2 separate regions of the Homo sapiens genome follow, and region 2 is linked to region 1. Evidence: read pairs that join two places in POLR2A ChIA-PET (ENCODE). Cell type or tissue: PC-9. All regions are shown on one strand. Each heading gives the region's core, and the rest is flanking DNA. Links, peaks and the distances in the headings are about the cores only. Region 1 overlaps ARID4B (AT-rich interaction domain 4B). Region 2 overlaps TBCE (tubulin folding cofactor E).

Evidence for each region. ChIA-PET counts read pairs that join two places held together with the same protein. Peaks named below come from ENCODE experiments on the same cell type or tissue, not always from the same donor. Only the 100,000 strongest peaks of a DNase experiment are listed, where the experiment ranks them.
Region 2: POLR2A ChIA-PET joins it to region 1 with 5 read pairs; 6 of 35 experiments call an interaction of 5 or more read pairs at or near these places.

The regions. Positions count from the first base shown.
Region 1 is chr1:235,192,133-235,207,525 of GRCh38, forward strand. ARID4B (AT-rich interaction domain 4B) reads right to left here. Exons shown (of 24, transcript NM_016374.6): 18 at 3,899-3,983; 19 at 1,881-2,079. Among named protein-coding and RNA genes, the nearest start is that of MIR4753, 9.7 kb to the left of the region's middle. In PC-9, for the core only: no CTCF peak of the experiment used is centred there; no DNase peak of the experiment used is centred there.
Region 2 is chr1:235,401,138-235,416,530 of GRCh38, forward strand. TBCE (tubulin folding cofactor E) reads left to right here. Exons shown (of 17, transcript NM_003193.5): 3 at 366-450; 4 at 13,296-13,481. Among named protein-coding and RNA genes, the nearest start is that of TBCE, 41 kb to the left of the region's middle. In PC-9, for the core only: no CTCF peak of the experiment used is centred there; a DNase peak (open chromatin) is centred at 3,284; H3K27ac peaks cover 973 bases.

The sequences.
Region 1 (15,393 bases), core at 35-8,034:
AATATAAATATAGATAATTCAATTCTGAAGAAAAGTAAAGCAAGGATTACACAAAAGTCCAGACTATAATTACTTCTGGGAGGAGACATACTACGAAGTAAAATAAAAATTACTTAGGAATATAAATATAGATAATTCAATTCTGAAGAAAAGTAAAGCAAGGATTACACAAAAGTCCAGACTATAATTACTTCTGGGAGGAGACATACTACATGTTTTAAGTAAATAGTATTTGATTGCTACTGTGGAGACATACTAGTATCCATATTATTACTGTTCTTTAAACTATACATGTATTTTCCATGCACTATTTGCATGTAGGATACATGGGAAAATTTTTTAAAAATCAATTTAAAAATATTGCCCTAATTAGTACAGTGGTGAGTAAATAAAAATATAGTACAGCATTTGGTTTATAAAATAATGAGTTAATATAAACACACATCTACAATAAGAAACAAAAACTAGCTTCTATTAACATTCAAAATAAGTAAAAATGAAACCTCTTTTAAGTTATGAGAAATGATAAGATATTTTTATGGAGATCCATTCTTTTATCTCATAGATATGTCCCCTTCCCTGCCAGTCAGATTTAATAAATCTCTGCTCCAATCCTCATTGCTTTTATTACCTATACTTCATTTTGCCTTAAATACTAAGCAATAATCCCATCATAAAAGAGGTCATGTCAGGCCAGGCGCGGTGGCTCACGCCTGTAATCCCAGCACTTTGGGAGGCCAAGGTGGGCGGATCATAAGGTCAGGAGATCCAGACCATGGTGAAACCCCATCTGTACTAAAAATACAGAAAATTAGCCAGGCGCAGTGGCGGGCGCCTGTAGTCCCAGCTACTCAGGAAGCTGAGACAGGAGAACAGTGTGAACCCGGGAGGTGGAGCTTGCAAGTGAGCTGAGATTGCGCCACTGCACTCCAGCCTGGGTGACAGAGCGAGACTCCGTCTCAAAAAAAAAAAAAAAGCAGTCAGTCCAGGTGCAGTGGCTCCTGCCTGTAATCCTAGCACTCGGGAGGCTAAGACAGGCCAATTGCTTGAGCCTAGGAGCTCGAGACGAGCCTGGTCAACAGGGCAAAACCCCGTCTCTAGAAACAATATAAATATTAGCCGGGCATGGTGGCATGCGCCTGCAGCTCCAGCTCCTTGGGAGGCTGAGGTGTGAGGATCTTTAGAGTCTGGGAGGTTGAGGCTGAAGTGAGCTGAGATTGCACCACTGTACTCCAACCTAGGCTACAGAGTGAGACCCTGTCTCAAAGAAACAGAGATCATAATAGTCATAATCAGGACAAACAAAGTTTGGTGTTCTTTACAACAACTTGTCAGTATACTTTTATGGTCTGATGTTGTATAACACAAACTATGCATTACATTGCAACAGAAAGGATGGCACAGAAAAGATTAAAAAACTAAAGTAACAATGCTAAAAGTTGAATATTAAATGTTAACCAAAATTTTATGGTGCCCTTGGATCTACTAGTAATAAAAAATTTGAGGCCTCAATCAATGGCTGATTTTATTTCAAGTACAGGTTGAACATCCCAAATCCAAAATCTGAAGACTCCAAAATCATACACTTTTTGAGTGCTGACGTGATTCTGAAAGGTAACGCTCACTGGAGCATTTCAGATTTAGAATTTTCGGATTTGGCTTGTGGAATGCAAATATTCCAAAATCAAAAAAAAATCTGAAATCCAAAACATTTCTGGTTCCAAGAATTTCAGTTAAGAGATATTCAACCTGTAATAAGAGAGCAAACAAAACTCTGGTAGAAAAAACAGTAGTTGGTAATGTCACTGAATTACCTTTATAGAACTTGACTCATAAATTAAAATCAAATACTTGCACAACAGAACGATTGTTATGTTTACCTTGAAGTCCATTAAGGATCGAAGTAATTTCTATGGACTTAATATGAGCAGTATCAGAGTTTTTGGCATCAGTGAGATCCAGTTTGGATACCATTTCAGGAGATGGATTTGTCTGAAATGGTGGTTTGGACAAGCGCCGAAGTTTACAGTTTTTTGGAGAGTATTTTTCATCTTTGTCTTTTTCTTTGTCTAATTTATTCTAGGTTAAGAAAAAAAGTATGTCGTAATTTATCATAAGGCATTTATCAGAAACAATGTTAATGTCCACTTTTAACTCACTATTACAGAATATGTTGTTAAATATTTAACATAAAAAGAAAGAACATAAGAAGCCCCTCAAAACAGCCAGATTTTTAAAGCTACTTAACAAAATACTACACAGGATGATCAAAAGGTTTTGTATTTATACTTTAATAACGGGAATCAAATTAGCAATCAGATAGGTGATTAGGACTAGCAAACCTACAACTTGCTCTTCAGAATTAAAATCACAATACGTTTAAATTAAATACTAACTAAAAAAAGAGGCCAGGTGAGGTGGCTCACACCTGTAATCCCAGCACTTTGGGAGGCCGCGGCAGGTGGATCACCTGAGGTCAGGAGGTCAAGACCAGCCTGACCAACATGGAGAAACCCCGTCTCTACTAAAAATACAAAAGTAGCCGGGGTGGTGGCGCATGCCTGTAATCCCAGCTACTCGGGAGGCTGAGGCAGGAGAATCGCTTGAACCTGGGAGATGGAGGTTGCGGTGAGCCAAGATCGCGCCATTGCACTCCAGCCTGGGCAACAAGAGTGAAACTCCGTCTCAAAAAAACAAGAAAAAAAAGAAACGATTGCAACGTGGTCATTTTAAAATCTCACTATATGTGGGTTGGGAATGACAAAATTCCAGGTACTTTTGTAAAGTCAAGTCAGGGGCAACCTTCCTACCTCAGTGATATATTAATGTTTTGAGAAAAGATGAGAAATTTTCTCAAATTATTTGTTTACAAATAGATAAGCAAAGGCCGATATATTTCCTGGAAACTACTCTTAAAAATTTTGTTGATTTATAGGAAAAATAAGCTCTCTGAAGCATGAGTTAGCAGTAAGCACTATAAATTTTGAGTGAGAGTAATTCTCCTAAGGATGGTACATATCTAGTATCATTCCAGATGCATAGAAGATGCTAATCAAACATTTAGGAAAATTTAGTCTTAGAATGAATAATTCTATCATACATAAAAGTAACATTAATTTTCCATATGAGCTCCTAAGTAAATCCTCATGGCATTTTCGTGGTTAATAGGATCCTGTGGGGCTGGGCGTGGTGGCTCACACCTATAATCCCGGCATTTTGGGAGGCCAAGGCGGGCGGATCACCTGAGGTCAGAAGTTCGAGACCAGCCTGGCCAACATGGTGAAACCCCATCTCTACTAAAAATACAAAAATTAGCCAGGTGTGGTGGTGTGTGCCTGTAATCCCAGCTACTCGGGAGGCTGAGGCATGAGAATCGCTTGAACTGGGAGGTGGAGGTTGCAGTGAGCCGAGGTTGCACCACTGTACTCCAGCCTGGGCAACAGAGCGAGACTCTGTCTCCAAAAAAAAAAAAAAATCTTGTGAATATATTCTAAGCCACTGACTATAATCAGATAAAGAAGAAGAGAAAAAGGAGTTGCCAGATAGCCTTTTCTTCCTTGGAATGGTTTACAGCTACAATAATAACCTATGTCTCTCCAAGTCACACTGCCTTATGGCTCCTGGTTGGGAACTAGAGGGGAAGGAAATGGCAGAAATAGATAAATAAAATCTGGTTGAATGGCTTTATATAATGTTGGGACTGAAAAAGTCTCAAAGATCATCCAGTACTGTTTCTAAAATGCTTTCCCTAACCTGACAAAATTAATTATATACAAATCTAGCATTTGAAAAATGTGCTATTTCAATAAAGTGTAACACTAACACATATTTAATTGCATCATTTGGAGGAAAACTTCTTTTTAAGAGCTAATAGTGTGTAGTAAAAACAAGCACTTACCTTTATTTTCTTCCGATGTTTTATCTTTGGCACATTTTTATCAGCAGGTCTTACTATTTTATCTGCTTTAATCCATTCATCGTATCTAAAATTAAAGGAAATTAATATAAATATGTACAATATATACCACGGAAATAACCTATGCCATATTAAAGAGAAACTCATATAGAATCTTGACATTTTAGAAGGGAAAGGACCTTGGAAATCATCTCAGCTTCCTGGTTTGAAGAGCAAGCTACCAAGGCACAAAGAGAGGGAGGTAATAACTTGCCCATGGACTTAAAGTTAGCTACTGGCCGAGCCAAGACTAGAGAGCATGATCTCATGATTCCTCAACTAGCACTGCTTACTCGGCTACAACAAAGAGAAACTGAATCTGTACAGTAAGTATTAAGATAAATCACAGTATTTTCTACATTTTGTTTTACTTTGTTTCATTCTTAAGCAGCAGGTAGGCAATTTTTCTCTAGACACATCAGAGAGCTAAGGTAATAGCTTCAGTTTTAAATGGCATTGTGTAATAGAAAAGCACCGTATTACAGCCAGGCACAGTGGCTCACACCAGTAATCCTAGCACTTTTGGGAGACCAAGGCGGGCAGATCACGAAGTCAGGAGATCAAGACCATCAACGCTAACACGGTGAAACCCCATCTCTACTAAAAATACAAAAAATTAGCCAGACGTGGTGGTGGGGGCCTGTAGCCCCAGCTACTCAGGAGGCTGAGGCAGAAGAATCGTGTGAACCCAGGAGCGGAGCTTGCAGTGAGCTGAGATCGCGCCACTGCACTCCAGCCTGGGCGACAGAGCGAGACTCTGTTTCACAAAAAAAAAAAAAAAAAAGAAATAAGAAAAGAAAAGCACCATATTGTAACGTATGGATAATGCAAAATCAACTAGAAAAAAAAAATGCTTGCTCATAAAATACCAGAAAAACATTACTCTGCAAAGTTTTTCAGTATTCTGAAATGCTCCCTACATGTACAGACAGCTGAGTCAACAGCTGTGATGGCCTCTTGATTCAATGCTGATGGTCTTCACAATTTCATAGGGTGCAAATTACTATTAACTGCAATAAAACTATTTGTTTAAAGCAAAAAAAAAAGAATGACAGTTTATTCGTTCTTCATTCATTCAAGAATTATAACAGCTAGAAGAAGTAAACATTAAAAACTAATTGACATTCTCTTTTTGTGTTCAAAGTTATATACATTACTCATAGAAAACACAAAACTCTAGAACATGGACACCTGAAAACGAGCTTTTAAATTAAAATGTCCTCATTGTTAGAGGTATTAAAAGGAAGTAACAAAGTCCCCAAATCAAGAAGTAAATGACTTGAGTCATTACTTGACTAATAAATTATATTCTTACTCTAGCATAGGCCTGGAAAGTATCTGTAGCAAACTCCTGGGCAGTTACTCTGCTGGTACAAACTACTGGCTTGTAGCCAGTAAAAGCCAGAAAAGCTGAGGATTCATCCCCATGCAAGGGGTTCTGTTTATATGCTGGAAGATGCTGAGGGCCGTAATAAGAATAAGAGGGAATGGAATGAGCTTTAGGACAGACTTAACATAATCCCTGCTTCCTAGTTATGTGGTCCTGATCAACTCATTCTCAATCTAAGGCTTAGTTTATTTCTGTATAAAATAAGACTACAATTTAAAAACAAAATAAAAAATAATGGTACATACCATATATGGGTTTTTTTGTAGAAATATATGGTAAGTACTGGTGTAAGTACAAATATATGGTAAGTACTTTGAAAAGCTTTAAAGTAAGTATTCTTCTACTAAATACACTCCTTTTGGTACTTCTACCTGGCACTGTAGCATCTATCCATATATTTGCAGCAGTACTTTTACCTTTCCTATTAATATCGAAAATTGTATAATGCTTAGGAAAGCAATTTACTTCCTTCCAAAATCGGGGGCATGGTGGGAAACGAAAAGAAAACACCTCCATCCTCTGTAGATTTCAGTATGAACTCCTAGAAGTTGCTCTATTAGAAGAGTTATGGAAAGAAGAAGTCAAGATATCAACTTTGTTTTTAAAAGAAAACAAAACAAGCTTTCTAATTTTTTATGAGAGAAACTGAAGTCAGTTCATGATGGCTGCACATAACATTAATGTGAGCTAAACAAAGTTATAATCATGTTCTACCTTTCTTAACCAAAGGCTATCTGTTCTGTAGCTAGTTTTATACCAGACATGTTTTACTATCAATAAAAAACTGACTCAATTCAACCTGGGTTTTATTATCAATTATATTTTGAAGTAGGGTAAAATAGTAGTTTTCAATTTAAGAATACATGCATGATATTGCACATTTGTATATTTTACATGCAACACCAAACACATCAAACAAGGAAAAACAGTTACTGCCTCATGGGTAAGGCCACTGTGATAAAGGAAGATTCCTTTATTACTCAGATATAATGTATGTTGTTTAAATTCTCTTAAGAACAAGGTGGCAAGAACATACACATAAATAATAAAATGATGGATGCTTGGTATGGTACAGGCTGGGGCCCACTGCCTAAGCTCTGTAAATCCTATATGGTAATCATGTTCTCTTCTACTCAATTATAAAAGAAGGATGGTACAAGAGGACTGGATGTCAGAAAAATGTTAAGTAGTTGAGTTTAGATGTCAAAAGTGTGTTGGAGCAGGCAGGACACACACACAAAAATAAATTCTTAAATTAGATGAAACAAACTACATACATAGTTGTAATTAACAGTATGGCCTTACTATTCTGGAAAATTTTTGTTTTAAAATTCTCATGGGGCCGGGCGCAGTGGCTAACGCCTGTAATCCCAGCACTTTGGAAGGCTGAGGTGGACAGATCACCTGAGGTCAGGAGTTCGAGACCAGCCTGGCCAATATGGTGAAACCCTGTCTCTACAAAAACACAAAAATTAGCCAGGCATGATGGCGCATGCCTGTAATCCTAGCTACTCGGGAGGCTGAGGCTGGAGAATCGCTTCAACCCGGGAGGCGGAGGTTGCAGTGAGCCGAGATCGCGCCATTGCACTCCAGCCTGGGTGACAGAACAAGACTCCGTCTCAAAAAACAAAACAAAAAAAATTCTCATGGAATACTCTGTATGGTTTTAAGAAATTCCCTGAAAACTTACTATAGAGTAATAATGTAATCTAACAGCAAACATAATGTATAATAATATTACATTATATTTATAGATCTAACTTAACAGATCTATAAATATTAGCTAATATTATGACTCTTCTGTTATTTGGCTTCTTTCTATTCTACTTTCTCAGTGCTTTTATTTGTTTAATTCAGGCCCTTGTTTTGACACTAAGTTTTTGCATTTTTTTTTACCTTGCCAATTATGCTCTTTGTATAAAACACAGTTACACAATATTGTTACTGTTATCAAAACTAATAACTTTTAGAACTAGAGCATATCTTAAAAATTTATCAGGGCCTTTATTTCACAAGTTAAGAAATTCCAACAATGAAAGTGAAAGACAGTGCTTGCCAAAAAGCACTCCTGTGGAGAATTAGAGAAGAGAAGGAAATGGACTGCCCGGGAAAAGATTCTAACACGAAAATAACGGTAGGGGGCATTCCAGGCCCTATTCAGAGTAAGTTTAGTGAAGAGTGAGAGACCAGTGGCGTGAAGAGGAAGAAAAGGAGAAAATAACATGTGAGAATTTTGGTTGGGGAAGCTTTTTCGAATTACAAATGTCCTTACCAAATACAAGCTGAGATCACTGACACAAACATATTGGCAGACAAGTATTTCAAAACCTAATGAGACGTTAAATAGCACTTTAGTTGTCTGATAGATCTTACAAGAAAAATAAAGATGGTCAGAAGATTAAATAACTATAACTGATCATTGCTTTTAAAAATAAGAAATGTTCCTTCCGTATATGTAATTACCCATTACAATACTACCCAAGTGTTCCTTCTATTTTCTCTACAGGATATTTTCAAAGAATAGGGAAAAAAAAAAAAAAAAGCAAATTCATGTGGGGAGGCCGGGCACGGTGGCTCACACCTGTAATCCCAGAACTATGGGAGGCCCAGACAGGCAGATCACCCGAGGCCAGGAGTTCGAGACCAGCCTGGCCAACGTGGTGAAACTCCGTCTCTAACAAAAAGATAAAAATTAGGCCGGGCGCAGTGGCTCATGCCTGTAATCCCAGCACTTTGGGAGGCCGAGGCAGAGGTGGGCAGATCATGAGGTCAGGAGTTCGAGACCAGCCTGGCCAACATGGTGAAACCGTGTCTCTACTGAAAATACAAAAATCAGCCAGGCGTGGTAGCGGGCGCCTGTAGTCCTAGCTACTTGGGATGCTGAGGCAGGAGAAGAGCTTGAACCCGAGAGGCGGAGGTTGCAGTGAGCCGAGATCGCATGCCACGGTACCCTAGCCTGGGTGACAGAGCAAGACTCATCTCAAAAAAATAAAATTCATGCGGGGAAAAACTCTACATGAAAACCCCATATTTCCTACAGACATTAAAATTATATAAGAAAGAACGTCTTAGACTGGCATAATTACTGGTGCCAATTAATTTAAGAAAGCAATATTAGTGGGTCAAGATTTCTCATTCCTTACCAAAGAAGCACAGGCTTCAAAGAAGAATTTACTTCAGAACTACAACAAAAAGCTACAGTTAATCCTACTTCTTCTTTATAAATTTAGACTTTTAAAAATACAGTACATTTAGTATATATTAAAAAGAGACAACACCAAATTTACCTTAGACATAATAGATAAGAAAATAGTCAATGCAGATAGAAAATGGGAAATTTTAGCTCAAGTTCACATATCTTGAATTTCATAAAAAATTAAAATAGGCCAGGCCCGGTGGCTTATGCCTGTAATCCTAGCACTTTGGGAGGCCGAGGAGGGCGGATCACAAGATCAGGTGTTCAACACCAGCCTGGCCAACATAGTGAAACCCCGTCTCTAATAAAAATACAAAAAAAATTAGCTGGCTGTGGCGGCGGGCACCTGTAGTCCCAGATACTTGGGAGGCTGGGGTAGGAGAATCACTTGAACCCAGGAGGCAGAGGTGGCAGTGAGCCAAGATCGCACCACTGTGCTCCAGCCTGGGTGACACAGCGAGACTCTGTCTCCAAAAAAAATAAAATAAATAAAAATAAAGTAAAACAAAATAACTGGAAAGGAAGTGGCAAAGAGTGAAACTGCAGCTAAGAAATAGAAGGCCATAAAATATTTCTCAATTTCTCCTTGGGGTACCACGTCAAGTAAGATATCTATTCATCCCCGAAAGTACATTCTTAAGGAATACGAGAATCTTCTTTTTTTTTTTTTCTTCTTCATACAGAGTCTCTGTTGCTCAGACTGGAGTGCGGTAGCGCCATCCTGGCTCACTGCAGCCTTGACCTCCCAGTATCAATTGTCCCACCTCAGACTCCTGAACAGTTGGGACTCCAGGCATTCACCACCACACCTGGATAATTTTTTTATATTTTGTAGAGAGAGGGTGTCACTATGTTTCTCAGGCTGGTCTCAAACTCCTGGGCTCTAGTGATTCGCCCACCTTGGCCTCCCGAAGTGCTGGGATTATAGGTGTGAGCCACCGCATCTGGCGGAATACAATAATCTTAGTAAGTAAGTTAAATACAAACCTTTTGGTTTTAAAATGCTTCCAGACCAGCCTGGCTAACATGGCGAAACCCCATCTCTACTAAAAATACAAAAATCAGCTGGGCACGGTGGCGCATGTCTATAATCCCAGCTACTCAGGAGGCTGAGGCAGGAGAATCACTTGATCCCAGAAGGCAGAGGTTGCAGTGAGCCAAGACTGCACTACTGCACTCCAACCTGGGAAACAGAGCAAGACTCTGTCTCAAAAAAATATGTAAAATAAAATAAAATAAAATAAATTGTCTTGCAATTTTAGATTCAAGCAATACAGTTTTCTGAAAATGTGAAAATTCAGGTAGACTGGGTTGTTATTTTATATATATGTGTATATAATATATACATATATATACACAATATATACATATATATACAATCCAGGATAGTTTATCTATCCTGGCTTTAACTGGTCTTAACCTTTAGGAATTATGATTACAAATCATAATTGGCCTTTTCATAATAACAGGAAATAAATTAATTTTGCAGGGCACAAGGGAAACAGCATTACTAAATGCTTCCATTTAAAAAGAAATACTGAAATAAACAAAAAGTATTGAAACAAATATTAAAAACAAATATTGAGTTAGAAAATTAAGACAGTGATTAGCCTATACTTTTTCAATTCAGTTATCAATACAGTCAATGTAATTAATTCTACAGATGGAATCTAAACAAGTATCTTATTGAATATTTATCTAAAGTACTAAGGAAAATATTTCCAAGGTATATATATGACTTGTCTGATAATATTTCTATTGAGATCACTTAACATTCAACTAACAAAACATAAAATAACATATGCATGATAAACTCATTTAACTTCTGAAGATCTAGTATGTTCCCTGACCTACATAAAATGAAGTACAATGAAAAAAAAATTTTTTTTTTTTTGAGACGGAGTCTTGCTCTGTTGCCCTGGCTGGAGTGCAATGGTGCGATCTCAGCTCACTGCAACCTCCGCCTCTCAGGTTCAAGTGATTCTCCTGCCTCAGCCCCCTGAGTAGCTGGGATTACAGGTGTGTGCCACCACGTCCAGCTAATTTTTGTATTTTTAGTAGAGACTGGGTTTTGCCATGTTGGCCAGACTTGTCTTGAACTCCTGACCTTAGGTGATTTGCCTGCCTCAGCCTCCTGAAGTGCTGGGATTACAGGCGTGAGCCACCACACCTGGCCGTAGAATGAAAAATTATATGAGACTCCAAGACCATAAGTACACATGTGGACGTATTCATTTGACAAACACCTCTAAGGTATCTATTATGTAATAACAGAGTCTGCTAGGCACTGGGTACTCAGCAATGAATCAACAAACACAGCCCTTGCCTGCGAGGAGCTTACAATTCAACAAAAGAAGACAATACTAAACAGTAATGACAAATTGTGAATACAAACGTGAAACTTTCTGAAAGAAGCCACCACACAAATATTTGATTTTTCAAATGTTTAAAAATATTCATACAAGGCTAAAAGATACCATTCAGAGACCACAGCATACTTGCTCTCACCACAGAAAAATTGGATTTCTAAAAAGAAAACTTTATGGCTTTTGTACAGATGCATTGGCAAATTATGTAAGAAATCATTTTGTAATAATAAAAATGGAAAAGAACATTAGTCGACCAGATATACTACCAAAATGGTTAATATGCCCACATCAATTCAGCTTTTGGTTCTTCTTAAACCCAATTTTAAAAGAAATATTATCAGCATATAGTTAATATATACCTAAAAAGCACAGTCTTAAGAGATTTAAAAATAAACAGCATGCAGAATAAAGGTATTTTAAAAATAACTTCGTAAGTAAAATCAAATTAATATAAACTTGAAACCTCACTCTTTGAAATATGTATAGATAAGATAAAAATCTAATAACCAACCATTAAGTAAATGTTAAAATCATCTATATTTTGCTTTCTATAATGAATAGATTCATTTAATAATTGTTGCACAATATGTATTTTATATCTTGCCTCTCTATAATCAAAAAAGTTAATGTATGTCATATAATTAACTTACTTAGTTTTTAAGAACCTCACATCTAAAGTGGAAATTTGTACTGTCTTAGTATGGAAAGGGATTTCCCCACCTGAATTAAATAAATAAAAGTATGACAAAATAATAGAAAAAAACACCAAGTCAAGATAAAAAGCAGTGTTAATCATTATTAATTATAAACTTCATAAGCAATTTTATCAATATTTACCTACTTTATGAATTTTATATAATCTCAATTTATATGTATTTTAATCTGACTATCTAAAACAAGATATATGAAAATAACAACTGATCACAATTAATACTTTTAATCATGTATCTACAATAAAATGAAACAAAAAAGTAGTATATTATTCAAAAATAAAATTCCTGCCGGGTGCAGTGGCTCACATCTGTAAGACTAACATTTTGGGAGGCCAAGGCAGGCGGATCATGACGTCAGGATTTCAAGACCAGCCTGGCCAGCATGGTGAAACCTCATCTCTCCTAAAAATACAAAAATTAGCCGGGCATGGTGGCACACGCCTGTAGTCCCAGCTACTCGGGAGGCTGAGGCAGGAGAATTGCTTGAACCCAGAAGGCGGAGGTTGCAGTGAGCCAAGATCATGCCACTGCACTCTAGCCTGGGTGACGGAGCGAAACTCCGCTTCAAAATAAAATAAAATAAAATGAAATTCCTAAGTATGATATAAACATTTCATATTTCTACTTCATATAACACTTAAATCTACATCAGAGAGACAGCGATGGTATTCCTCACACTTAAGAATATAACAGCAGAATGACAGAACCATAAATATTATAGCATAGTCATATTTAAGAGTTGACATAAACAGCTCAACGGAATGGTATAGTAATTATATCAATAGGTTTTCCTAAGCAATGTAACGCTATAAAATGAAACGGAAGTATAGGTCTTTAGGCAGAGGTAATATGTAATAATAAGAACACTAATACAGCATTTTACCAAAGCGTACAAAGACAACTGCAAATGGTTAACTGTGCCATTAATTGCATATTGTAATGCAGATGCTAAGTTTTTTAAATTCCCCAAAAGTGTACTTTGTTAATATTTGATAAATGTATGGAATTAGTTATTTGTGCGTACTTAGACAAAAATATCAATGTACCTGCCAATCTACGAAACTACTGAATGAAACAGGTCCAAGTTTAGTAAACATTCTAAGATGAATACACAAAGAAAAATTAAAGCCCATTTGAGTACAACACATAACTGAATTATCATCTTTTTTTCATGAAGGAAATGTTTATGTTCATTTGTACTCAAAATCTATGGTTAACTCAAAAGCCACTCTCTTTTAATACAAACTTACAGATAATGGAAACCACTGTCAAATGGTCATTTTATAGGCCTCTGACTTCTGTACTATAGAAACAACGCAGACAACTTCCCAGGGTACCTTGCTTTCTATCATTACCAGGACAATTATTTCAAAGAAAATGAGTAGAACAACTTTGTACTCTATTTCAATATTCCTAAATCCAATGGCATACACAACTCAAGTACAGCAGGGATCAGATTACATGGAAATAAGAAAGAAAAAAAATGAAGGACACAAAACATTTTAGAGCAGGAAAGAACAAAGAAATTAAGCTGAAAAGTGACTTAAAAATTTTTTAAGGACAAAAGGAGACTAAGAATAGCTAAAAAGTAACAGAAAATTAATATTTCCAATCAAATTCATTCCAGTCTCTCAGTCTCGACTCCATTTTGTTTGCTAAGAGATGAGCTCTTTATGTAACCCAAAGAGGTCACATATATCATATACAAATATGAACTCAGATTAGAACAACAATGTAAACATTACAGCTAAAACTATAAAGTTCTTAGAAGAAAACATAAAGGAAAATTTTCAGAACACTGGATTTGGCAATGTTTCTTTGGAAATAACATCAAAAGCAGAGGCAACAAAAGAAACATTTGCAATCATGTATCTGATAAGGGAATAACATCTAGAATATATGAAGAACTATAATTCAACAACAACAAAACAACTGACCAATTCAAAAATGGCAAAAACTTGAAGGGACGTTCCTCTAAAGAAGATATACAAATGGCTAATAAGTACATGAAAAAATGTTCAACTCTACATTTCAAGTACATGAAAAAATGTTGCATTAGGAAAATGCAAATCAAAAAAGCACAATGAGATAAACAGAGAATAACAAGTGTTGACAAGGCTGCAGAGAACCTGGAACCCTAACACATTGCTGGTGAGAATGTAAAACGGTGTCGTCTCTGTGGAAAAGTTTGACAGTTCCTTAGAATGTGAAACACAGAGTTATATATAAATGAGGTGAGAAGCAGCTCCAGTGAGAGGGTCAAGCCATATCTGTCCCAATCCCCTATTATAGGTATCACTTTAAAAAACCAGTGGCTTTTATTTGGATTTTACCTTCTGCTCTACTTCCATTTTGTTGTCAGGAGGTCCAATTTAGTTCAACATTCATTTAGTACTTATCATATGCCAAATGAATACTTTTCTAGATGTGGTAAGGGATATTAGGAGAATAGATATGAAACAGAAATTTTTTTCATATTTTAAAATTAAGTTCACTTTTGTAATAATACATAACGTAGTCCTAATGTAGAAAGCTTGAACGATGAAGAAAAAAAGAAAAGGAGGGGGAGGAGAGTTGAAGGGAAAGAATTTACCCAGAGTCCTAGGTGAAAGTTATATTCCAGATCAAATTCCTTTGGCTCGGAAAAATAATTTAGAAAAATTCAATATCAGAATTGTGACTCAAGTTAGGATTGGAAAAATAGGAACAGAAACCAAAAAAATGTTAAATGGATATCAGAAAGAAATAGGGGAAAAATTAGAAGGGAGAAAACACATAAAGATGAGGAAGACAGAAAAGATAATTGAGGAGTGGTTTCTTAATTTTGAGAAAGGAAGAAAAGGAAAATAAACAAGAAAAATGGTTGTAGCTGGAGCAGCTGGAGCCCAAGCAAAGCATATCACGGAAGGAGTGATCAACTGACTGTAAAGCCACTGATAAGGTACGTAAGAGGGCAAGAAAAGCAGGAGGAATTTATCTACAAAGGGTCACTAGTGTTCCTGGTAAGCACAGTTGTGGAGACACAGTGAACAAAAGGCTGATGAGAGTGGATTTACACAGAAAAAGGAGAGAAACTGAGTAACAAGTGTAGGTAACTTTCAAACAGTTCTGCTGAATGAAAATGGAGCGAAGAAATGTCACAGTAGAAGTCAGGCTCCAGAAAAGATTTTCCTTGAGATGTGACAAATAACCACAGATCTGTAAGTAGTGGGAATGACTCAGAACAGAGCAAGAAAATGGGCCATGTCTTTGATCAGTCAAGAAGGGATGCTTATGAAGACTGGCTTCAGACAGTAGCATGACTGTATATCTATGGCTAAAGATGAAAACACAGAGAATGTGGCAGCAAACGCAGTTAGGTAGGCAGATCTTATGAAGTGTGTAGAAATGTTTTTCTTGTTTCTATCTCTCAGTAGGTACAAAGCAAGGTCACCAGCTGAAAATGAGGATAGGGAAGAGATGTTGGGGATGTGAAGACATAAGCAGCAGTATGAAATAGTCTTCTAAGAAAGTAGGAAAGTGAATGGAAGAAGGACATAGAGAATTAAGGACCCACTTGAGGTTCACAGTAATGAATTTAAAATAAGAACAGTCATTGTGGTTGCTTGCTTTACTCCAACCACGATCGGCTGCACAGGTGCAGGCAAGGAGCTGGAGGGTTAGATTTAATCAAGGTTCTTGTGGTTTTGTCAGATGAGTACTATAAAGCAAAAGGAGAGAAAAAGAACAGCTTGAGTCAAAAGAAGTGATTATAATAATAATGCCAGGGA
Region 2 (15,393 bases), core at 3,133-11,132, 210 kb after region 1:
GAATGTACAGTTTAGTAGTAACTACCCTAAGTATCTCATATAAGTGGAATATGGTATTTGTCCTTTTATGGTGGCTTATTTCTCTTAGTGTAATGTCCTCAAGGGTCAGTTTTGTTTAGTGTGCTCAATAAATTTTAGCCATTCTTGTTTTCTGGAGTGGTGGTTTTTGTTGGCTTTTTCACCCAGACATGCTATGGCATTTGCTGATTGAAGTCCTGAGTATAAGGCTAACTTGTCCATTCCCTCCTCCCCAAGTGGTATCTGTGTGATATGGTTTCCGCTGCAAATTGGTATTTGCTTGCAGAAAACTGGAGCATTGCCTGTATCATCATCTGTTACTCATTTGGTTTTTCTTGTTCTGCTAGGACCCTGGTTAGGAGTAGAATGGGACAATCCCGAGAGAGGAAAGCATGATGGGAGCCACGAAGGGACTGTGTATTTTAAATGCAGGTAACTTTTCATTATGAATCAGCACGGTCATTTAGTCAAGATTATATTTAATACTTGAATAAGGAGGGATGGAGAGGAAGAAATGTTTGGCTCATGGAGTAGTTATATTATGGAATTTGTTGTATTCCAAAAAGGCAGTTATTTTATTTGTGGCTTAATTGCTGCTGTTTGTAGCATTTTTCCCTTTTTTAAAAAAATTCTGACTCTTGACCTTATGCATGGCGTTGCTTTCTTCGTCCTTTTTTTTTTTTTTTTTTTTTTTAACAGTCCTTTAAATTGGATGAATGTAAACCTTTCTGGCTCATTACCAATTTACAATCCAGTAAGTAAATAATAGAAAAGAGAAACAGCCTAGATTTCCAGTAAGAAGGAATTGATTACACAAAATACAGAACATCTGAATAGTGGAATGTTGAGCCACCATTAAATAAATTTCTTATCATAGGAAGAGTTACATGTCACATTGCATTTCTTTGTCTTTTTTTTTTTTTTTTTGAGACGGAGTCTCACTCTGTCGCCCAGCTGGAGTGCAGTGGCACAATCTCAGCTCACTGCAACCTCCACCTCCTAGGTTCAAGCAATTCTCCTGCCTCAGCCTCCTGAGTAGCTGGGATTACAGGTGCCCACGACCACGCCTGGCTAATTTCTGTACTTTTAGTGGAGACGAGGTTTCACCATATTGGCCAGGCTGGTCCCGAACTCCTGACCTTGTGATCCGCCCGCCTCAGCCTCCCAAAATGCTGGGATTACAGGTGTGAGCCACCACGCCCGGCCTGTCACATTGCATTTCTATTATTATTTTTGATCGCCTGATGTCAGAAAAACTGCATGAAGCCCTGAAAAGGGTGCTGGGGAGCCTTCAGGCAGAGCCTGTCTTCTAAATTTTTGTTGTTGTTGTTGATTTTTATTAGTTTTCAATTTCTGAAAACGATCTTTCCCTAGTAAGCTGTTTTTCCTTAAGTATGGTACAGTGAACACAATACTGCCCTGGAAATCAGGGGGCCTCTAGCCTGTTTTTAACAGTCTTTTTTGTTTGTTTGGTTGGTTTATTTGTTTATTTTTTGAGACATTGTCTCGCCTAGACTGGAATGCAGTGGCATGATCATGACTCACTGTCACCCTGAACTCCTGGGCTCAAGTGATCTTCGCGCCTCAGTCTCCTGAGTAGCTGGGACTACAGGCGTGCACCAGCACACCCAGCTAATTTAAAAAAATAAAAATAAAAAAGAGATGAAGTTTTTCTATGCTGCCCAGGCTGGTCTCAAACTCCTGGCCTCAAGCGATCCTCCCACCTCGGCTTCTCAAAGTGCTGGGATTACAGATGTGAGCCACTGCACCAGCCCCACTTTTAACAGTCTTTATGGTCCTGAACAAGACAAGTTTACTAACCTTTAAAATGAAGGTCAGAATTAGGTAACCACACAGCATATCTCCTGGTCCACTATTTCATAATTTTAGAAAGTCAGGGTGTTCTTAAAAGGCCAACTCTACTTGTAGACTTGCCATCTCTGAATTTGTTCAGAGCTGTTCAGGTTATATGGTTAGGGAGAAATATTTTAGCCAGGCCCACAGATTCCTTAGGTACCTGGACCATGACCTTACAAACCCTCCAGTGAAAGGACTTTTTTCTTTTTTTTGAGATGTAGTCTCACTCTGTGGCCAAGGCTGGAGTGCAGTGGCGTGATCTTGGCTCACTGCAACCTCCACCTCCCTGGTTCAAGCAATTCCCCTGCCTCAGCCTCCTGAGTAGCTGGGATCACAGGCGAACGCTACCACGTCTGGCCAATTTTTTTGTATTTTTAGTAGAGACGGGGATTTCACCAGGTTGGCCAGACTGTTCTCGAACTCCTGACCTCAGGCAGTCCACTGGCCTCGGCCTCCCAAAGTGCTGGGATTACAGGTGTGAGCCACCACCCCCTGTGAAAGGACTTTTTATTTGGAACTTACCCCAGCCTACTTCCTTCTTGTAAAAGCTTGCCCAAATTGTCCATACTTTTATGGTCTTTAATGGTCTCTGGATACAGTGATATTTTCAAAGTCTTGGTTGCTCTGAGCAGAAAAATCAAGAATTGCTTCAAGTCCTGGGTGATGCAGGGTTTGTCCTGAAATGCTAATGGGAAGCCTTGGTTCAGGGACATTGAGTCAGTATAGTCATGCATTGCTTAATGAAGGGGATGTGTTCTGAGAAATGCCTGTTAGGTGGTTTCATCATTGTGTGAACATCATAGTATACTTAACAAACCTGCGTGGTGTAGCCTACTGCACACCTAGGCTACTGTATGGCATAGCCTATTGCTTTTAGGCTATAAACCTGTACAGCATGTTACTGTGCTGAATACTGTAGGCAATTGTAACACAATGGTAAGTATTTATCTAAACATAGAAAAGGTACAGTAAAAATAAAAAATTGGCCGGGTGCGTTGGCTCACGCCTGTAATCCCAGCACTTTGGGAGGCCAAGGCAGGCGGATCACGAGGTCAGGAGTTCAAGACCAGCCTGGACAATATGATGAAACCCTATCTCTACTAAAAATATAAAAATTAGCCAGGCGTGGTGGCGGGCGCCTGTAGTCCCAGCTACTCAGGAGGCTGAGGCAGGAGAATTGCTTGAACCTGGGAGGTGGAGGTTGCAGTGAGCTGAGGTCGTGCCACTGCACTCCAGCCTGCGTGACAGAGCAAGACTCCGGCTCAAGAAAAAAAAAAAATTAAGCAGTGTGGGGTGGTACGGGTGGTATGTGCCTGTTAGTACCAGCTACTTGGGTGGCTGAGTCATTAGGATTGTTTAAGCCCAGGAGTTTCAAGACCAGCCTAGGCAACACAATGAGATCTCATCATAAAAAAAAAAAAGATAGAAAATGGTATGCCTGCATAGGGCACTTAGCGTGAATGGACCTTGTAGGACTGGAAGTTGCTCTGGGTAAGTGAGTGAGTGGTGAGTGAATGTGAAGGCTGGGACATTCTTGTACCCTACTGTAGACTTTGGAAACACTGTAGCCTTAGGCTACACTAAACTTAGAAGTTTTTTCTTTCTTTAATAATAAATTAACTTTAGCTTCCTGTAACTTTTTTATGTTATAAACTTTAAATTTTTTTTTTTTTTGGGATGGATTCTTGCTCTGTCACCCAGGCTGGTGTGCAGTGGCATGATCTCAGCTCACTGCACTGCCTGGGTTCCAACGATTCTCTTGCCTTAGCCTCCTGAGTAGCTGAGATTACAGGCATGCGCCACCACACCTGGGTAATTTTTGTATTTTTAGTAGAGATGGGATTTCACCATGTTGGCCAGGCTGGTGTCGAACCCCTGACCTCGTGATCAACCCTCCTCAGCCTCCCAAAGTGCTGGGATTATAGGCGTGAGCCACCATGCCCGGTACTTTTTTTTTTTTTTTTTTTGGAGACAGAGTCTTGCTCCGTCACCCACGCTGGAGTGCAGTGGCACAACCTCGGCTCACTGCAACCTCTGCCTCCCAGGTTCAAGTGATTCTCCTGCCTCAGTCTTCCGAGTAGCTGGGACTACAGGCGCATGTCACCATGCCCAGCTAATTTTTGTATTTTTAGTGGAGACGGGGTTTCGCCATGTTGGCCATTCTGGTCTCGACCTCCTGATCTCAGGTGATCTGCCTGCCTTGGCTTCCCAAATTGCTGAGATTATAGGCATGAGCCACTGCACTGGACCTGAGCCTTCTTCCAGAATACCTCCTGAAGGACCTGCCTGAGGGTAGTTTACAATTAACTTTTTTTTTTTTTTTTTTTAATAAGTAGGAGTTTGCTGGGCACAGCAGCTCATGCCTGTAATCCCAGCACTTTGGGAGGCTGAGGCAGGAGGATCACCTGAAGTCAAGAGTTCGGGACCACCCTGGCCAACATGGTTAAACCCCGTCTCTACTAAAAACAGAAAAATTAGCTGGGCATGGTGGCATGCACCTGTAATCCTAGCTACTGGGAAGGTTGAGGCATGAGAATCACTTGAACCTGGGAGGTGGAGGTTGCAGTGAGCCAAGATCACACCATTGCACTCCAGCTTGGTCAGCAGAGTGAAACTGTGTCTCAAAAAAAAAAGAAAAAATAGAAGGAGTACACTCTAACATAATGATAAAAAGTATAGTATAGTGAACACTTAAACTAGTAACATAGCCATTTATTATCATTATCAAATATTATGTACTATACATAATTGTATGTGCTATACTTTTATGTGACTGGCAGTGTAGTAGGCTTGTTTACACCAGCATCACCACAAACACGAGTATTATGTTGTACTACAGCATTAAGACAGCTACAGCTTCACTAGGAGATAGGATTTTTTCAGCTCCAGTGTGATTATGGGACCACTGTAGCATATGCGGTCCATTGTTGATCTACACGTCATTATGTGGTGCATGACTGTATTTGGATTCTTAGCCTTGGAATAACTGCTTACTTCATTATATCGTCTAGTGTTGTGTTGTCATGCCTAAACATTTACATAATTGAAGTACATATTATCTTATTATAAATAACTTTTTAAAATTTAAATAGGCACTTTGTTGACATTAAAAAATTATATGAGTAGGTAATGTTATCTGTGAATTCCATTTCAGGATATTTATGGGGCAATACAAAAGAGATCATTGGGTCTGAAGTGGTGGAGAACCACTGGTCTGGACTACAGGAATTTAACTGGTCCTTTAGAGTTTGATGATTTCATGTCATGTTTTAGTTTCTCTGATCTCTTTTGTAACCTAAGGTAAATATAGTAATCTCCTGAGCTATTATTACCCATAATTAATATTTGTAACATTAGCAATTAATAGTGGTTTACAGTGTCAAAATAAAAATAAAATGTGCAGATGAATGTCTAAGTGTAACATTTTATTTGGGAAGCAAGAATTGCAGTTCAGGGCATCCGCACAGACTAGATCGTCTTTGGTATATCCAAAGAACAAAGAACAAAGAGAAACGTGGATTTTTTCTTTTAGTTTTTGAGACGGAGTCTCACTCAGTCGCCCAGGCTGGAGTGCAGTTGCACCATCTCGGCTCACTGCAACCTCCGCCTCCCGGGTCCAAGCGATTCTCCTGCCTCAGCCTCCTGAGTAGCTGGGACTACAGGCGCCTGCCACTACACCTGGCTAATTTTTGTATTTTTAGTAGAGATGGGGTTTCACCATATTGGCCAGACTGGTCTCGAACTCCTGAACTTTTGATCTGCCCACCTCGGCCTCCCAAAGTGCTGGGATTACAGGCATAAGCCACTGCTCCTGGGCTTTTTTTTTTTTTTTTTTTTTTGAGACGGAGTTTCGCTCTTGTTGCCCAGGCTGGAGTGCAATGGCGTGATCTCGCCTCACTGCACCCTCCTTCTCCCAGGTTCAAGGGATTCTCCTGTCTCAGCCTTTTGAGTAGCTGGTATTATAGGAAAGTGCCACCACGCCTGGCTAATTTTGTATTTTTAGACAGGATTTCTCCATGTTGGTCAGGCTGGTCTCGAACTCCCGACCTCAGGTGTTCTGCCTGCCTTGGCCTCCCAAAGTGCTGGGATTATAGGCGTGAACCACTGCACCTGGCCCCCGCCTTTTTTTTTTTTTTTTGGACGCAGGGTCTTGCTCTGTCACCCAGGTAGTAGTACAGTGGCACAATCATGGCTCGTTGCAGCCTCAACCTCCTATGCTCAAGCAGTTCTCCCACCTCATTTTTTGATTTTTTTGTAGAGATGGAGACTCCCTATTTTGCCCTGGCTGGTCTCAAACTCCTGGGCTTGAGTGATCCTCTTACCTCGGCCTCCCAAAGTGCTGGGATTACAGGTGTTACCCGCCGTGTCCTGTCTAGTACATTTTATAAAAAGGAGAAATGTTACATATTGTTCTGAAAGAAAGTTCATTGGCACTAGTCAAGTTTTGGAGAGCTGGCTAGCAAGCTCTGATTGGTGAGTGACAGTGGTGGGTAAGATTAGTCTTAGAGTCACGGCAGATTGTTTTAGTAGCTATTAAATAAAACTGGCTTCAGGTTACAACAGGCAGTCTCAGCAGCTGGGCTTGTAATAAACTGAATTCTTGGAGCAGGTGTTGTGTGCCCCGAGCACTTTTTCCCCTTGGTCCCTTGACTCTGATTTAGTTGGGTATGACAAGAATGACCCAGTTTCTGTAATCAACTTTCCCAAGATTTATCCAAGATTTATGGCCGTGCGCCAGTCACCCGTGTCCTTCCTAGGTACTCCTGCTCTCTACTTCTTGTTGAAGGGGTAGTTGAGGGGTTCAAATATGGTAAGTAACCTTGAAGTCCTCTTTACCTTGTCCGTAGACAGCAGAGTGGTTTTCAGTTTTTTTTTTCTTTCAACCTAAACCCCAGAGTATGCTCTGAACAGAGCTGTGTGTGTCAGTATTCTGCCCACTCACCTTTTATTTCAGTGCTTCTGTTTCCAAGCAATGGTAGAAGTTCTCTTTTCTGGTGAGAAATAAATCTTAAAATCTGACTTTTCTTCAACACTAGGGAGCAGAATCTAACTTTAATACTTAGCATCAGAGAGGTCGTGCTGTTCCAGCCTGTGTCTGTGGTAATGGACATCTTAGGAAATGGATGGTTGACAATTTAAGAAACAAAGCCCTAGCAATAAAGGATAAGTGTTTGAAAGAAAGGATAAATGTTTGAAGTGATAGATACCCCATTCACCCTGATGTGATTGTTACACGTGTGCCTGTATCAAAATATTGTATGTACCCACAAAAATTAAAAATTAAACTAAAAAAAGAAAGCCCTTGATTTATTCATCTTTTGTGTGTCATAAGCCAGTTGTAAAGTGTTTTGAGGATCTTGGCTGAGCATTAATGGATTGGTATAAAATATTCTCTTGGTGTGGTGTAAAGTGTTGGAAGATTTTTTTTTTTTTTTAATCAGGAAATGTAATGATAGTATGTGGGCAAGGCGCATCTCTGTTCAAAAAGGTGGTAGCTCTGCTTCATTTTTGGAAGGTTTTCTTGAATCAGAGCAAAATCATAATTGTGTCAACGCAAAAGCAGTTGAGATGAATATTAAATTCAGCTGATTAGAGAAGCAAACAAAAAGAGCAGTCTACAGCAAGGTGCTTATCTACTGTACTGCTTTACTCACAGGAAAACAACCTCTCTGGGTCAGCTCTTTAGATGTTACAGCGCTGAACACTGCACGAAAGCTGAGTTCTCCTCTCCTGATGAACAGCTAGTTATGCAACCTTGCTGAACACTAAACATTCCTGAAACAAACAGGGTATCAAGATCAACAGTATTTATTAGAAACTCCCCAGAGACCTGGCCTTTTCCAGTAGCTTGTATCCAAAGCTCCAACAAGAAAGAAGCTTACTGTGGAAGTCTGGGAGTCTGTTGGGGACCCTTTACCTTTGTGTAGTGTTGCCAGATTCAGCAAACAAAAATACCAAATGCATAGTGAACTTTGGATTTCAGATAAACAGCCAATCTTTTTTTTTTTTTTTTTTAGTATAAGTATGAGACATGCATGGGGGCATACTTACTTAAAAATGATTTGCTGTTTATCTGAAATACAAGCTTAACTGAGCATCTTCGATTCTATGTGGCAGTCCTGATGGGGACATAGGACAGAATGAATCTTGATAACTGGGTTTTATGAGCACATGCTGTTTCCACAAGGGCCATGGGTCAGGATGATGATTTTACCAGCAGCATGTGTAATTGGTAGGCAGAAGGAGGAAGGAACCTGAACAGGCCAAATGCTTCCAAGAGAAACGTTTTTGGACACCCCTCCCTGTATTCTCCTCCTCACCAACATTTTTCTCTTTAGACATGGTTTGGAATTTCAGTGTTTGGATACAGTTTCTTAATATATTAATGTAGAATCTCAGTGGAGTCTATGTAAATTATTACAGTTTACCTCTTGGAGATTTGTTGTTATTGATGGGCACCCATTCAGCTAGGGTTTTTCACTATTTGTTGAGGCTGTTTTGTTTTCTGAGAAACCTGCTGGAAATGTTCCAGAAAATATTGATCTTTAGTGTTAGTCTTTGATCTGTAAAGGGCATAGCATCCGTTTTGCAACTACCTAACAACATTCCTAACTCTCCTTTCATCTGCCTGCAACTAAACTCAACAGTAATAAAGATCTGTTCATGACTTCTTGTTTTTTTACCATGGTTTTAAAACTTGTTTATTACCACTGTTTTAAAAAGTGTAGATTTAGGGCCTGGCGCCGTGGCTCATGCCTGTAATCCCAGCACTTTGGGAAGCCGAGGTGGGCGGATCACTTGAGGTCAGGAGTTCGAGACCATCCTATCTAACACAGTGAAACCCCGTCTCTACTAAAAATACAAAAAATTAGCCAGGCGTGGTGGCGGGTGCTTGTAGTTCCAGCTACTTGGGAGGCTGAGGCAGGAGAATGGCGTGAACCCGGGAGTTGGAGATTGCAGTGAACCGAGATCGTGCCACTGCACTCCAGCCTGCGTGACAGAGTGAGACTCTGTCTCAAACAAAAACAAAAACAAAAAAAACAGAAACAAAAATTAGCCGGGCGTGGTGTTGCACGCCTGTAATCCCAGCTACTCAGGAGGCTGAGGCAGGAGAATTGCTTCAACCCGGGAGGCTGAGGCAGGAGAATTGCTTCAACCAGGGAGGCTGAGGTTGCAGTGAGCCAAGATCACCCCACTGCACTCCAGCCTGGGCAACAGAGGGAGACTCTATCTCCAAAAAAAATTATAATAAAGGAATAACGAATGGCTACTCCATAGGCAGAACAGTCCCGAGGACTGCTGGGTGCCCATTTTTATGGTTATTTCTTGAGTATATGCTAAACAAGGGGTGGATTATTCATGCCTCCCCTTTTAAGACCATGTAGGGTAATTTCCTGACGTTGCCATGGCATTTGTAAACTGTCATGGTGCTGGTGGGAGTGTAGCAGTGAGGATGACCAGAGGTCACTCTCATCTCCATCTTGGTTTTGGTGGGTTTTAGCCAGCTTCTTTACTGCATGCTGTTTCATCAGCAAGGTCTTTAATGACCTGTATCTTGTACCGACCTCCTAGTTCATCCTGAGACTTAGAATGCCTAACAGTCTGGAATGCAGCCTGGTAGGTCTCAGCCTTATTTTACCCAGCTCCTATTCAAGATGGAGTTGCTCTGGTTCAAACGTCTCTGACATATTTCCCCCCTCCCTTTTACGAGAGAACCCTTAATCCTAAGGGCTGCAGAGGGATGAAGATCCACTTTCTGTAACTTCTTTATGCTGAACAGGGGTGATGATATTCCTGCCTAACTGTTGGGTCTCTTGCATTCAGGGTAGAGGAGCTCAGTTCGAAAGCGTTGGTATGGCGAAGGCCATTCATAACTCTTGAGTTCCGACAAAAGGTATATCTGGAAGATTAATAAGTGTTCAGTTTAAGAAAACATTTAGTAAGCTTATCCTGCATTCCTACACAAAGAGTATAATCACAGCAATATATTCCACAACAGTAAAATAAAAAAAATAAAATTATCCCAAGTAAACTGAATTAGAAAGTTTTCCATGAACTGGGCAATTGTTTAAATCAAGCTAATAAGGAGTCACTAGCCAATTCCAATATGTGCCCAGAATTAGAATAACATTACCCATCACTCTTGTTTCTTCTGAGCAGCAGCCAGAGATCACTGGTTGGTTCACAGGAATAAGTGGGATCATTCTCTTGTCTTCCATAGGTCTGTGGGACACAGGTCAGGAACTGTGTAGACAAGGAGTGAGGCCAGTTTTCCCAAGCGGCTTTTATTGGCTCTATAAGTCAAGTTTGATTCCATAAAGGAACACACACCATTCCAGTTGAAGCCTTGGTAAAATAAGCAGTTTCTCCACTTGTGTCCCAAGGTCACCCAGTCAGTGCTGCAGACTATTTCCTTTGGGTTGGGGGGCGGGTCCCCTCAGTGTCCTCCTTTCTGTGGTTCGCCAGAAAGATGTTACCAGAAAGGGGTCCTGATCCAGGCCCCAAGAGAGGGTTCTAGGATCTTGCAAAGGAAAGAATTTGAGGGGAATCCATAGAGTAAAGTGAAAGCAAGTTTATTAAGAAAGTAAAGGAATAATAAAGAATGGCTACTCCATAGGCAGAGCAGCCAGTAAACTAGGCTTGTAACTTAAGAGACATGTTTAACTTACAGAAACAAATCACTGATGTGTGTGTATAAGCCATGAGAGAGATATGGGACTTAATTTTGCTACAAAAGAGGATTTAATTTCCTGCATAATCAGCTTCCCCCTATTCCACTGAATTAATTTCATCAACATACAAGGTGGATATTTTCTCCTGTCTTAAGCAATCTCCCTCCTTTGACCCCTGTGCCCCTTCAGGACAAGGGTAGGCTGTGCTCACTTGCCTCCCAGTCTTTGGAACTCACCCTCGCTGGGCTTTGCCCTATTGCCCCACCCAGACTGCTCGTAGGAAAGGTTATGTTCATGTTGCTGGATTCAGTGGCAAGGCCTCAGCTGTTACCTTACCTGACCTGGTTTTAGCATTGGACATGGTTGTTGACTTTCTTCATTGGCTTCCAGGACACCACACTCTCCAAGTTTCCCTTCCCATCCCTTTCCCTTCCCATCCCTTTCCCTTCTCCTCCCCTTCCCCTCCCCTCCCCTCCCCTTCCCCCCTCCCCTCCCCTCCCCCTCCCCTCCCCCTCCCCTCCCCTCCCCCTCCCCTCCCCTCCCCCTCCCCTTCCCTCCTTTCCCCTCCCCTCGTTTCCATCTGTCGCCCAGGCTAGAGTGCAATGATGTGATCTCAGCTCATTGCAAGCTTCACCTCCTGGGCTCAAGCAATTCTCTTGCCTCATACTTCCAAGTAGCGAAACTCCAGGTACCAGCAACCATGCCTGGCTAATTTTTGTATTTTTAATAGAGGCAGGGTTTCACCATGTTGACCAGGCTGGTCTCAAACTCCTGACTTTAGGTGATCTGCCCACCTCAGCCTCCCAAAATGCTAGGATCATAGGGGTGAGCTACCGCACCTGATCTCAAACTCCTGACTTTAGGTGATCTGCCCGCCTCAGCCTCCCAAAATGCTAGGATTATAGGGGTGAGCTACCGCACCCAGCCCACACTCTCTAAGTTTCTAACTCCCTCCTGGCCACTTCTTCCCAGGTTGGGGATTGGTTTTAACTTTTTGGGATCACAAGTTCCTTTTAGAGTCTGATCATCACTGTGAACCCACATCTTAGAGAAAACTGTACGTATGTTTATGTTAACAAAATTTATCACAAATATTAGTTTTCATCCTTTTCAATTATTATTATTATTATTTTTTTGAGATGGAGTTTTGCTCTTGTTGCCCAGGCTGGAGTGCAATGGCATGATCTTGGCTCACCGCAACCTCTGCCTCCCGGGTTCAAGTGATTCTCCTGCCTCAGCCTCCCCAGTAGCTGGGATTATAGGCATGTGCCACCACACCTGGCTAATTTTGTATTTTTAGTAGAGATGGGGTTTCTTCATGTTGGTCAGGCTGATCTCGAACTCCTGACCTTAGGTGATCCGCCCTTTTCAGCCTCCCAAAGTGCTGGGATTATAGGCATGAGCTACTGTGCCTGGCCAGAATTATGGTGACTTCTAAAAAGGTCTGATTTCTTTCTTTAAGAGTTAATGGTTGTTGCCTGGGCAACGTAGTGAGATGTTGTCTCTTAAAAAAAGTACGAAAAGTGTTAGCTGGACATGGTTGCTTGTACCTGTAGTCCTAGCTACGTGGGAGGCTGAAGAGGGAGCATTGCCTGAGCCCTGGGAATTGGAGGCTGCAGTTAGTTATGGTTGTGTCACTGCACTCTCACCGAGGTGACAGAGTGAGACCCCCTTTCTTTAAAAAAAAAAAAAAAAAATTAGGCGTGGTGGCTCACGCCTGTAATCCCAGCACTTTGGGAGGTCAAGGCGGGAGGATCACTTAAGGTCAGAAGTTCAAGACCAGCCTGGCCAACATGGTGAAACCCTGTCTCTCCTAAAAATAGAAAAATTAGCCTGGGTGTAGTGGCACATGCCTGTAGTCCCAGCTAATTGGGAGGCTGAGGCAGGAGAACTGCTTGAACCCAGGAGGTGGAGGTTGCAGTGAGTCAAGATTGCGCCACTGCACTCCAGTCTGGGCAATAGAGTGAGATTCTGTCTCAAAAAAAAAAAAGAAAAAAAGTAATGATCGTAAGCTGAAATAGTGTTTATAATACAATTTTGATCAATTTATAGAGTTCACTGTTTCTTCTTTTTTTTTAAGTGACAAGGTCTCTCTCTGTTACCAAAATAAAAAATAAATAAGTAAATAAATAAATAAATGATTTTGTATATAATCCACCTACGATTTTTTTTTTTTTTTTTTTTTTTTTAGATGGAGTCTTGCTCTGTCACCCAGGCTGGAGTGCAGTGGCATGATCTTGGCTCACTGCAACCTCCACTTCCCGAGTTCAAACAATTCTCCCGCCTTAGCCTCCCTAGTAGCTGGGACTACAGGTGTGCACCACCACGCTGGACTAATTTTTGTATTTTTAGTAGAGATGGGGGTTTCGCCATGTTGGCCAGGCTGGTCTTGAACTCCTGACCTCAGGTGGTCCTCCTGCCTTGGCCTCCCAAAGTGCTGGGATTACAGTCATGAGCCACCGTGCCTGGCCACCCCCATGGATTTAATACTTCTGTTTTTTCTAATGTGAATTGTCAGTTTCATATTACTTGTTAGTTTATTTAAAGGGATTTAACATGCTTGCATAAGATCATAACCCTTTATGGTCAATCATACTGATTATATATTATTTTAGTATGTGATATTCTCTTTTATGCTAATTTTGATTTTTTAGCATGTAGAAATTTTTGAAGACCTTCAGAAAATTGTATTTATGGCCTTTCTTGGTGGGTAATATTTTCTGTGTTTCATTTGCTCTTCTTTACCAGGCACCCGACAGGAGGATCCTTTATTCGTCCGAACAAGGTAAATTTTGGAACAGACTTTCTTACTGCAATTAAGAACCGCTATGTGTTAGAAGATGGACCAGAGGAAGATAGAAAAGAGCAAATTGTTACAATTGGAAATAAACCTGTGGAGACTATCGGTTTTGACTCTATTATGAAACAGCAAAGGTAAGTGGAGTTTATAACGGCAGAGCTGACTTTTATGGTTTTATTAAGGTTCAGAATTGAAATACCCATGACTGTATATGGATGCTCATGACTTTGCTCCTAAACTGGTTTATGGTTCCACAGAAACGGAATCAAAATCTGAGGAATCCAAGAATTATTTAGGGAAATTAAAATTCTTATGTTAGCACAGGATTGGTAGATTTATCCAGTTTGCAATTGAAATATTTATTGGCCCATTATTACTATTCACATCATATTATCTCGTGTTGACTAAGTAACCAAGGCTGACGTTTGGGTTCTTTTCTATTTCATGGTGATGATGGTAAGTTGGGAATGGAAACAGCAGTCTGAATTGTTCCCTATGCCGTGGAGCGTGCTGGTGCCGTCTGTTAATAGTAGGGAGTAGTTCTCACCTCGGGCTGCACATCTTCATCACCTGGGGAGCTGTGGAACATGCGGCATCCTTGGTCCCATCCCAGATCTGCTCAATCACAATTTTGGGATATGGGCTCTAATGCATTTTATTGTATTGTATTGTATTGTATTTTTATTTTTATACAGACAGGATCTTGCTATGTTGCCCAGGCTGGTCTTGAACTCTTGGGCTCAAGTGATCCTTGGCTTCCCAAAGCACTGGGGATTACAGGGATTAAGCACCCGGCCTTAAAATAATGCCCTTTAAAACTGCTGCACAAGAACATTCTCTTTTCTCTGAAACTGTATATTGTGACTTTGTACAAGGAGGCTTTCTAGTCATTCCAGTGAACTGCTTGAATCAAAGAGAGAGAAAGATAGTATTTACACAAAACCAGTCATGGCTGCACAAGAACTGGCCAGGCCTTGCAGCTTCCTACTGTGGTGAGTGACTTGGACGAGGCATCTGGGTAAGGACCCCTGGTGGCCACTGTGAGGATAAATTTGTGGCCACTTGGAGGCCTGCAATATATTTTCTTTCAGTCTCTAAAAGAATTAAGCTATAGTTCTGTCCAAAGTAAATTTCTTTACTATCTTTTGTTATTGTTGTTATTAATAAAAGTGCACATGGGGACAATGTGGAAAATAAATACATTTCTTGGTACATCTACTCTTTAGCATACATGGCCCCCATTAAAAAAAACTCAGAATAAATCAAGAGTTTTAGAAAAAGGAACAAATGGACTGTTCTTTATAAAACAAGATACCTTTATTGTTGAGAATTTAGAAATTACAGATTGAACAAAAAAGTATCATGATTAATGCCACCACTTAGATATAAGTATCGTAAACGGGCTGGGTGCGGTGGCTTATGCTTGTCATCTTAGCACTTTTGGAGGCCGAGGCAGTTGGATCACTTAAGGCCAGGAATTTGAGACTAGCCTGGCCAACATGGTGAAACCCTGTCTCTACTAAAAATACAAACAATTAGCTGGGTGTGGTGGTACGCACCTGTAGTCCCAGCTGCTTGGGAGGCTGAGGCAAGAGAATCGCTTGAACCTGGGAGGTGGACGTTGCAGTGAGCCGAGATCATGCCGCTGCACTCCAGCCTGGGTGACAGAATGAGACTCTGTCTCAAAAAAAAAAAAAAAAAAGAAAAAAAAGACGTAACTATCATGAACAGTTTTTACTGTTTACCCTACTGATTTACTTGGATTTAAAGAACTACATGCTTCATAGGGTTAGAGTTCTTTGCTTTATTTTTTCCCATTTAAAATACAAATAGCCTGGGCAACATGGCAAAACCCTGTCTCTACAAAAAAAATAAATAAATAAATGCAAAAATTAGCTGGGTGTAGTGGTGCGTGCCTATAGTCCCAACTATTTGGGAAGCTGAGGTGGGAAGATCACCTGAACCCAGAAGGTCAAGGCTGCAGTGAGACATGATTGCACCACTGCACTCCAGCCTAGGTGACATAGTGAGACCTTGTCTCAAATG